Regions from separate parts of the Homo sapiens genome. Here region 1 is linked to region 2. The links are chromatin loops, found by intact Hi-C in ENCODE. Cell type or tissue: heart right ventricle. All regions are shown on one strand. Each heading gives the region's core, and the rest is flanking DNA. Links, peaks and the distances in the headings are about the cores only.

Region 1 (5,494 bases), core at 2,006-4,505, 340 kb after region 2:
TTAATTGGAATACTTCATTTTTTAAAAAATAGACTTTATTTCTCAGAGCAATTTTAGTACGCAGCAAACCCGAGAGGAAGATAGAGTGATTTCCATACACCTGCTGCCCCTACACTTGCGTAGCCTTGCCCACATTATCAACATTCCCCATCGGAGTGCATTTGCTACAGTTGATGAACCTATATTGACAGGTCATTATCACCCAGTGCCTGTAGTTTACATTAGCGTTCATTTGTGGTGCTGGACATTCTGTGGGTTTGGACAAATGTATATTTACATGTATCCAACATTATAGGATTATACGGAATAGTTTCACTGCCCTAAAAACCCTCAGTGCTCCACCTGTTCACCCCTCCCTCCCTCTAATCTTTGGCAAACACTGATCTTTCAGTATCTCTGTAGTCTTGCCTTTTCCAGAATGTCATATAATTGGAATCATATAATATGTAGTCTTTTCAGATCGGCTTTTCTCTTGGGATGCTTAATTTTTCAAAAAGTCTCTGTGCCCATCTCTTTTCATGGGGAACTTGATTGGCACATTTAAAGTACAATTCAACTAACAAAAACCTACTTACATAGAACACTTCAGAAACACAATTACAGACAGCAGGGTACACTTGTAACATCCCACAGGCAAAAACAGGACAAATTATTTGGAGTCTAGCCTCTTACAGAGGAAGAATCCATGTTGCACTGGGGCTTGCATTCCTTGGAGGTGGAGAAGATCATTCCTAGGACTAGGGAGCAAATTGAGATTTTAAAACATGAACCCAGAACCAACTCAAATGCTCATCAACAATAGACTGGATAAAGAAAATGTGGCACATATACACCATGGAATACCATGCAGCCATAAAAAAGGATGAGTTCATGTCCTTTGCAGGGACATGGATGATGCTGGAAACCATCATTCTCAGCAAACTAACACAGGAACAGAAAACCAAACACCACATGTTCTCACTAATAAGTGGGAGATGATCAAGAGAATACATGGACACAAGGAGGGGAACATCACACACCAGGGCCTCTCGGGGGGTAGGAGGGTAGGTGAGGGATAGCATTAGGAGAAATACCTAATGTAGATGATGGGTTGATGGGTGCAGCAAACTACCATGGCACGTATATAACTATGTAACAAACCTGCATGTTCTGCACATGTACCCCAGAACTTAAAGTATATGAAAAATAGCATTATCTAAAAATGAACATATCCTGTAGAATAAAGGCAACTTCAAAGAATTCGTCGATATGATAGGTTAGCAGTTGGAATTTAGACAATAAAATAAATGCAGTTAATTATGAATTGTATTAATGAAATGAAATTGCTTTCCACAGTGTGTCTGATGTTTTAGGACTTCTTGTCCACAAATAGTTTGAAGCACTGCTGTTACTCTCTGGGTACTAGGCAGAAAAGCCTTTGGGACTACGGATGGATGTGTGAGGCTTTTATTTCTGGGCTTTGGAAGTAAGAAATATGACCTATTCCCCAGGAAAAACACGGAAACCAGAAGGCATGGTAATTCAGGGTTCAACCACAAGAAAACAAAAAGTTCAGTTACACATAATTACACTTTTCTAAGATAGAATCCAATAGTAACATATTAACAAATAGTTGTTTAATATTTAATTTGGTTTGCCAAGGGAATTCTTAATAAGTTCTGAATTATTTCATAAAAAAAAAACATGAACCCATCCCCAGTGCTCATCCTAGTGTTCGGAGTTTTTACCATTTCTGAATCACACCTTGGAATCAATGGAGAAAATCCTGCTTTGATGCACCCTTGCTGCTTAGACGACAGGACTTCTTAACCCATGACCCCAGTAGCATCATAGATAAAAAGGGTGTGTGAAAAAGGAGTGAGGGGATACGGGAAGTGGGAATACAAAGCCTGGATTACGTGCAGACTGAAAGTCAAACTCTGGACGGGGCATCCCAGGCCTGTGGAAACCAGAACCAGGCTATGGATCCAATGGGAATTTCCTCAGTTTCAGCTTCCCCCCAACCAGCACACATACCCTGGGCCCTCCCCAGCTCACGAGGGGTGGCCCCACTTCTATGCTTTTCCTTGCAGTTTCTCCATCTGGAAATGCTCCCCACCATTTTGATTTACCCAGTACACCCCATTCTTCAAGGCTCAGGCCAGTGCACACCAGTTCCTTTAATCCCTCCTTCCTTCTTCTGTCATCCAGTCGACACACTTAGCATGACATTTGGCACCTGCATACCAGGAGCTCATGCAACAAATACGCACTGCATGTGCATGATATGTGGACACTTACAGGCTCTGAAAAAGAGAAAAAATAGAAAAAAGTCTCTGCCCTCATGGAGCCAGTATTCCCCCAGCCCTGACGAATCTCCTGCTCCTTTCTCCCAGTGTATTTCTTCCCCTCTGTTAAAGTAGTTCCTAGAGTCAACCACATGCAGAATGAGCCTTCACCACCATCAGGCTCCTGCTCTGCACATGATGGATGCCCAGCCACTTGATCTTAGTATTAAATGCCTTTGAGACTCTGTTTTATAATAAAATGAGACACCCAAGCACAGACCCCAGCAAGCAGGTAAACAGGGAGGACCTTTCAGTGTCCAAGTATGGGATACACATTTAAAAATTAAAATAATCTGGTTATATTTAAAACAAGTGGCCCTTAACATTAATTGGGGAGTGCCACTTGCCAATCCAGAGATGCACCAGGTGTACCAAGATGGACACACTGGGAGATAGGCAGGGAGTCTGTGCCCGGGCTCTGCAGTCCCTCAGCCCCAGGGACCAGTGTCTCAAGCTGCCTCTGATCCAGAAAAGCACAGTTAGCTTGGCAACAGGTTGGTGGTATGCAGTTGCTGCTCATTTCCTGGTCCGCTTTACAGGCCTGCCCCTTGATTTTGCCATAAGACAGGCCACTTGCAAGAAGGTTCATCTAGAAGCAGATGTGTGCTGTGTAGCTGATGGGTGGGGGTCATGATGGGCAGCCTGCTTCTTTAGTAGACTGTGTGCAGTGTTAGAGAGCCCTGGGGCAGCACTCGTCAGTTAGGATGCACAAAAATGCCAACCCCCGACTCTCAGTTTTTTAAGTTGCATAAATTCCAAATTTAACATATCACCATGTGCAGTCTTGGAAGGCTCAATATTGGCTTTAAAAAATTATTTTCCTAAGGACTCTCTGTTGTCAACTTGAGGAAATGGCTAACAAGCTTCCTTTTCTATGACACTTAGCTACTGAAAATATGTTCTTCATAAAGTGTCTTATTACTGTCATACTGTGGGTTACTTCAGTAAGTACAGACTGTGTCCTAGCCAAGCTTAAAACCTCGACGGCAGTGATTCTTAATCTTTTGGTCTCAGGACCCCTTTACGTTCTTAAGATTGGTTGAGGATTCTTAAAAAAAAATTGTGTATATGCATTATATCTATTGGTAGAAACAAAAACAGAAATTTTGAAACATTTACTTATAAATTCATTTAAAAATAACAATAACAAGGCCAGGTGCAGTGGCTCATGACTGTAATCCCAGCACTTTGGGAGGCCAAAGCAGGCAGATCACCTGAGGTCAGGAGTTCAAGACCAGCCTAGCCAATATCATGAAACCCTGTTTCTACTAAAAATACAAAAAAATTAGCCAGGCGTGGTGGCGGGTACCTGTAGTCCCAGCTACTCAGGAGGCTGAGGCAGGAGAAGGCATGAACCCAGGAGGCAGAGTTTGCAGTGAGCCAAGATCGCGCCACTGCATTCCAGCCTGGGCAACAGGGCGAGACTCCGTCTCAAAAAAGAAAAAGAAAAAGAAAAAAAAATTAGCCAGGCATGGTGGGACACGCCTGTAATCCCAGCTATTCAGGAGGCTGAGGCAGGAGAATCACTTGAACCCAGGAGGCGGAGGTTGCAGTGAGCCGAGATCACACCATTGCATTCCAGCCTGGGTGACAAGAGTGAAACTTCATCTCAAAAAATAAAAATAAATAAATAAACTCATTGCATGTTAACACAAATGAGATATTTTTATGAAAAGTAACTCTATTTTCCAAGAAAATGTTAATGAGAAGTGGCATTGTTTTGCATTTTTTGCAATCTCTTTAATGTCTGGGCTAATTGGAGGCAGCTGGATTCTCAGATCTGCTTATGCCTGCCCTTAGAGGGGTCTGGGGACCCCAGGGGGTTCCTGGACAACACTTTGAGAATGACTGACCTACAGAGCTCCGGAGAATCACTGACCTACAGAGCATAGTGTGGTACCTGGCACTGTGCTAGGCAGGGAGATACAGCAGTGAAGAAGAGGGACACATTCTCTGCCTTCCTGGAGGATGGTATGGGTTGAATAGTGTTCCCTGAGTTATGTTGAAGTCCTAACCCCCAGGACCTCAGAGTGGGACCTTATTTGGAGGTAGGGCCTTTACAGAGGTAATCCAATTAAAATGAGGCCCTTAGGGTGGTCCTTAATTCAGTGGGACTGATGTCCTTATAAAAAGAGGTAATTTGGACTCAGAAACAGGCATGCATAGAGGGAGGATGATATGAAGAGACAGGGAGAAGATGACCATCCACAAGCTAAGGAGGGAGTCCTCAGGAGGAATCAACCCCGCTGCTACTTTGCTCTCTGACTTCCAGCTTCCAGAGCCATGAGAGAATAAATGTCTGTTGCTTAAGCCCCTCAGTCCGTGGTACATTGTCTTGGCAACCCTAGCAAATGAATACACAGACTATGTATCGAATATTGAAATTGGGTTTTAAGGCAGTAATAAGGCCCATGCTGCTTCCTTGAGGAAAATTCAGCCGCAAAAGAGGATTCACTGCTTATTAATATGGAGACACGTTCTACCAGATAGAGCTCTGGGAATCCAGGTTCTCCATAGGCAAGCACAGCAGTGAACAGTTTTTCCAAACGTCTCCTTCCTAAGCAGAAAGGAAGTGACACCATTGTCTGCCATTTGCCATTCAGAGCTCGTTAAAACCTACAGCCTCACACCCATCACCGGTCCACAGGTAAACAGAGATTTCAGGGCAGGGGAATACTTTGGTGCCGTTATTCCTTTCAGTTGCCACAAGTCAGTTTCCCTAAAGGCTGCCCTATTAGTGGATGGGTGGGTGGGAGCCTCAGTGAGGTATTTCCTGTGTGAGTCAAAGCCTTTCAAAATGGCCGTGACCCCTTGCAGACTCTGAATGAAAAGTACAGATTCTCAGTTCCCAGAGTTTCTGCATGTGATGATGAATGGAAGTTCCCGTTGCATGTGGGACAAAGGATGGCTGTAACATTTTATTAGGTGTGGCTTTTGGTGTACACATGGCATATGCAATATATGCATTCTCATCACATTTAGTTTTGAAAATAATAAAACTTTAAAGATAGAAAGAATTTTCTTTGCAGAACCCTTATGAGATGGAAAATATTAGTGCAACACAGAAGAAGACAATTCCCGGGCTTTTAGCCAAGACGGCTAGAGAGACTCCACTTCTCTCTGAGTCAACACCCAGGTTCCTGCCATGGCCTGCAAGGCTCTACCAC
Region 2 (5,494 bases), core at 1,558-4,057:
ATTAAACTTTTTTAGAAGTCACAAAAGAGCATTGTATTTGTGTGTTTGTGCATCTATGTATGCATATGTGTGTGACAGACACCTATAGAAACACCTTTACTGACGTATAACTCACCATAAAATTGATCCATGTCTTAGTCCACTTCTCCTGCTATGACAAAATACATTTGACTGGGGAATTTGTAAACAACAGAAATTTGTTTCTCATAGTTTGGGAGGCTGGGAGGTCCAAGATCAAGGCACCAGCAGATTCAGTGTCTGGTGAGGCTCTCTGTTTCTTGCTGTGTCCTCACATGGCAGAAGGGATAAAGGGCTCCTCAGGCCTGATTCATAAGGGCACGAATCCCATTCATGAGGACCCCACCATCATGATCTGTTATCTCCTAAAGGTCCCACCTCAACACCATCACCTCGGGGGTTAGGTTTCAACATAGGAATTTTGAGGGGACACATGCATTCAGACCATAGCAACCCATTTAGACTATACAATCCAACGGTTTTTAGAATATTCATAGGTAAGGACCAGGCACGGTGGCTTACACCTTTGGGCTCACACCTTTGGGCTCACACCATTGATCCTAGCACTTTGGGAGGCTGAGGCGGGCAGATCACTTGAGGTCAGGAGTTTGAGACCAGCCTGGCCAACATGATGAAATCCCATCTCTACTAAAAATACAAAAATTAGCTGGGTGTGGTAGTGCATGCCTGTAATCCCAGCAACTCAAGAGGCTGAGGCAGGAGAATCGCTTTAGCCCGGGAGGCAGGGGTTGCAGTGAGCCAAGATCGTGCCACTGCCCTCCAGCCTAGGTGACAGAGTGAGTTAGACTATGTCTCAAAAAAAAAAAAGAATATTTAAAAAAAAGAATATTCACAGGTAAGTACAACCATTATCGAAGTCCCTTTTAGAACATTTTCATCACCTCAAAAACAAAGCTGTTTTGATTAGCTATCACCCCATTATCCCTCCGACCCCCAACCCTAAGCAACCATGGATCTACCTTCCGATACTATGGATTTGCCTTATGATTTATGAAGTGTTCTGGACACTTCATAAGAATGGAATCATACAATATGTGGTCATTCGTGACTGCCTTCTTTCACTGAACATAATATTCTCAAGGTTCTTTTGTGCTGTAGCATGTACTGCATGGATGAACTTCATTCCTTTTTATGGCCAATGTATTTTTTTTTTTTATTAAACCCAATTACCCCATTTCTGTTTGTAGGTACATGTGAAACTGCTGGTCAGTAGCAATGGAGGACTCTTAGGGTGTCTTTGACACCAGAATTGGGTAACAACACTTGATGTTCTTTTTCTGGACCAACCTGGGCTGGGGCGGAAGATGTGCAGTAGGGGCTTGGGTGGCACTGGGCAGCCCATCACAGGCCTCTCTCAGGTGTCCTTGTCCCCTCAGCTCCCACCCTCCCAGCAGAGGGTGGTGAAGGAAGACATAGCCGGGCTCACCCAGAGGGCACGAGATGCAGGCAGCCCCTTCTCCACTCGGAGCGTGAATGTTTCTTGGTAGCAAGAATGTTTGACTAGATACAGCAAGTCGTGCCTTCTCGTTTCTTTCTTTTCATCCTACTATAGAAAAGTGAGTGGACTATTTCACTGCAAGAATGACCTGCTCTAGTTTAGGGGAAAAGGCAAGCATTTGACATTTAAAAAATGACTTTCAGTATGACTTGTGCATTCAAATACTTATTTCAAAAGGCTTCTAAACGTGATACCCATTCTCAACACAGCAGCCAGAGGGATCCTGTTTAAACGGCAGTCAGCCTGTCCGTCCTCAGGTAAAACCCTCCAACAGCTCTTGTGTGACTCAGAAGAAAGGCCTGAGCCCAAGCCCGCCACGCCCCTGGAGGCCCTGAGACTCAGCCTCCAGCAGTTACATGACTGAGTCTCTGCCTCCATGTTCAGTTCCTGCTCTGGGCACCAGGCCAACTCCCTCCTGAGCTGTTCCCTCTCCCTAGAAGGGTCTTCCCAGGAGTCCGTGTGACTCCTACTGTCACCGCTGCCAGATCTTTACTAAATAGTCACCTTTGGTGAAGCCTTCCCTGGCCACCCCACCTAAAATTTCAACAACTCCTTTCTGACACCGAATGAGTTTTTTTTTCTTAAGCCCTTATCGTTACGTTCTTTATCTTTTGCTTTTTTACCTTAATAATTCTCTGTCTCCACAGCACAAATTCCACCCCATTAGGGAAGGAATTATATCTGCTTTGTTCACTACTTTCCTGCAATGCTTAGAATAAATCCTGATGCACAGCACTCAATAAATATCTGTTGGAAAAATTACACGATTTAATTCTGCGGAAGGAATTTCGCCCTTTCAAAGGAAAATGTAAAATGCTGGTTAGTAAGTACTAATGCTTACAGTAGAAGTTTTATCAGTAAAAAGATGCAAATGCATTATGTAATGTCTTTTACAATACTTTGCTGAAATGGTAAACACTATAATAATGATAGAACCTCACATTTATATAGTACTTTATACCTTTCCTAGGTGGACACGTCTGTGACACTACTGATTTTGAGTAGCATTACTATCTTCAGTTTAAATAATTTGCCCAAAGTCGCAGAGCACACTTCTAGAGGATTCAGGACCAAAATCCTCCTAATTTTTTCCTAGAGTGATTCCCCACTAAAACAAACAGAATGGCACTTTACCTGTGGAGCCCTTCACAGTTTTCAAACTGTTTCCCAGATAGCAGCTCCATTGCCCCTTGCCCTGCAATAAGCAGAGTGAGCACTGCTACCCTGGGTTAAGCAGTGAGGACACAGTGACTCAGCCTGGCCCGGGGGCCTGGCTGGCTAAGCTGAGAGCCAGGCCCAGACCTCTGCTCTTTGTCCCAACCTTATGGCAGACAATGAGCAATGACATATCACTCAGACATACCACTTCCTTGTTCTTGGCAGAAGAGGACACAGCTTGACCCTCAGCATTTGAGGCTGTAGAGCCCATTGGTTTCATCATTTAAGAGCAGCCCTGGCTGGGTGCGGTGGCTCACGCACTTTGGGAGGCAAAGGTGGGTAGATCATCTGAGCTCAGGAGTTTGAGACCAGACTGGCCAACATGGTGAAACCCCGTCTCTACTAAACATACAAAAATTAGACGGGTATGGTGACAGGTGCCTTTAATCCCTGCTACTCAGGAGGCTGAGGCAGGAGAATCACTTGAACCCAGATGCAGAGGTTGCAGCGAGCCTAGATCGTGCCATTGCACTCCAGCCTGGGTGACAAGCACGAAATTCCATCTAAAAAAAGGACTTTGCAGTTGTAGTAAGTGATGGATCTCAAGATGAGATTATCCTGGGTTATCCTGCTGGGTCCTGAGTCAAATGACAAGTGTCCTTATAAGAGACACACAGAGAAGAGATACAAGGAGATGAGAAGATGGCCGTGTGAGGACGGAGGCAGTGAGGGGAGAGAAGCGGGCATAAGCCGGGGGGTGTCAGGGACCCCGGAGCTGGAAGAGGCCACGAAGGATCCTCTACTGGGGCTTCAGAGGGAGAGTGGCCCTTCCAACACCTTGATTTCAGACTTCTGGCCTCCAGAACTGTGAAAGGGTCCATTTCTCTGTTTTAAGCTAACTTGTTACCAGAGCCCCAGGAAACAAGTCCAATCTCATCACGAGAAGTGACCTGGAAGGGAGAGAGAGGGAGGAGGCCGGCGGCAGGGAGGGAGCCAAGAGAGGAATGCATTCAAGGAAAGTGGGGCTCTCAGCAGGAGTAAGAAAGTGTGGAGTATATTGAAAAACTCGGGTAAAGGGCAAATGGCTGAATTAGGCTGTAGCTTGGATCTTAGACCTTCTCTCTGTAAAAATGAGAAAAAGGGATTTATCAAATGGCTTCAGCCAGTGGGGGCCGCACGCGTTACATGGTGGTGAGTTCATGTTGAAAGGTTGAGCCCCGTCCCTGGGGATGAGTCACCCTCTGCCATTCATGCAGGAAAGAAATCATTAAAAAAAAGAATAAGAATTTACAAATTCAGGTCAATTACATGTTCATAATGGTGTGAGGTGTCAGAGGCTGGAAAAATGAGAAGAAGCCAGCAGGCTGCCTTTGGCCCTCCTGCTCTAGTTCATTGCTAGTTTCTCATAGCTGGGTCCTCCAGGGCCTCTCAGATTTGAGTCTGATCCAGTCCCTCTTCCTGCATCAGCAAGAAAAAGCTGGCCTTAGCCCGAACAACATGGTGAGACCCCATTTTTACAAAAAATGCAAGAATTAGCCAGGCATGGTGGTGCGTGCCTGTAGTCCTAGCTACTCAGGAAGCTGAGGTGGGAGAATTGCTTGAGCCTGGGAGGTGGAGGTTGCATTGAGCCACTGCACTGCAGCCTGGGCAACAGAGCAAGACCTTGTCTCCAAAAAAAAAAAAAAAAAAAAAAAGCTGGCCTTGCAGACATCAACCTGGAGACCTAAAATACCCCCAGAGCCAGCCCCATGGTCTAGTAGAGACTGGTCTGTCCCCTGGCCGGCCCAGGGTCACTTCCGGGTCCGGAGAGCCCCCTGCTTCCTGTTCACTGTGCATGAGAACCTTCTCTTTCCCTCAGCCCTCATCCTCTGGGTGGGCTTCTGCCTTGGTCTCACTCCTTCAACTCAGGCATCTCCCCTGCCTGGTGTCCTTATTCCCCTCCTCGACCAGAGATGTGCCATTGACCTGCCATCCAAGACAGTCCCACACAGTGACCACCCGCCTATTTCCTGTGTGTGAACCACACAGGGGCTTCCTTCCAAGCTCATCTGTTGGTGTGTGGGAGTGTTAATGTGGACCTCAGGTGCTGCCCTGCACATGATCAATCCCAGACCATGGGGAAGAGGCGTGGTGGCAGCAGGGCAGCCAGCCATGTGACCACAGGAGCATTAAAGGCAAGTGACGAGGCTGGCTCAGGCCAGCGAGTTATTAGCAGAGATGGAGAAAAGGGCTTCTCGTCCCAGGAACCGGTACCACCACCCACCGGTTGCTCAGCAAAAGACCTGGAGTTGTCCTGGATTTCTCTTCTTCCTTTACTCCCATAAACCATCAGCAAATGCCGTGGACTCTGCTTCCAGAACACATCTCAAGCACAGTCTCTTCTCTAGTGCCCTGGTCATCACCACCATGCAAGAGCCTCCCAGCTCTCCTCTGTTCTACCTCCTAGAATCCACCCTGCACACAGCAGCCAATGTAGCCTTTGGAGAAGTTAATCCTATGACGCCACCTCTCTCCTCAAAATTCCCAGAAGGTTTCTCACCCTGCAGAGAAGAGAATCCAAAACTCCTCACCATGCCCTCTGTGACCTGGTCCCCACCCCCTTCCTCATTCTCCTCTTTGCTGGTCACACTCCAGTGTACCTGCCTGGGTCTGTTCCTGGAAAACTCCCGTTGCTGCCCCCTGGGGACTTTGCACTCGCTGCTCCCTGGCGTTCTTTCCACCTGGCTCTCAAGCCTGGCTCCTTTTCATCATCTGAGGCAAATGGGCAAATGTCACTGGCTCAGGGCAGTTCTTGCCGAT

What was found. Peaks named below come from ENCODE experiments on the same cell type or tissue, not always from the same donor. Only the 100,000 strongest peaks of a DNase experiment are listed, where the experiment ranks them.
Region 1: it touches region 2 in a loop (6-fold over the local background); 1 of 110 quality-filtered maps calls a loop at or near these places.

The regions. Positions count from the first base shown.
Region 1 is chr21:38,460,266-38,465,759 of GRCh38, reverse strand. The region is part of intron 1 of ERG (ETS transcription factor ERG); the gene reads left to right. Among named protein-coding and RNA genes, the nearest start is that of ERG, 35 kb to the left of the region's middle. In heart right ventricle, for the core only: no CTCF peak of the experiment used is centred there; no DNase peak of the experiment used is centred there; H3K27ac peaks cover 1,552 bases.
Region 2 is chr21:38,795,025-38,800,518 of GRCh38, reverse strand. No RefSeq gene overlaps it. Among named protein-coding and RNA genes, the nearest start is that of ETS2, 8.2 kb to the left of the region's middle. In heart right ventricle, for the core only: no CTCF peak of the experiment used is centred there; no DNase peak of the experiment used is centred there.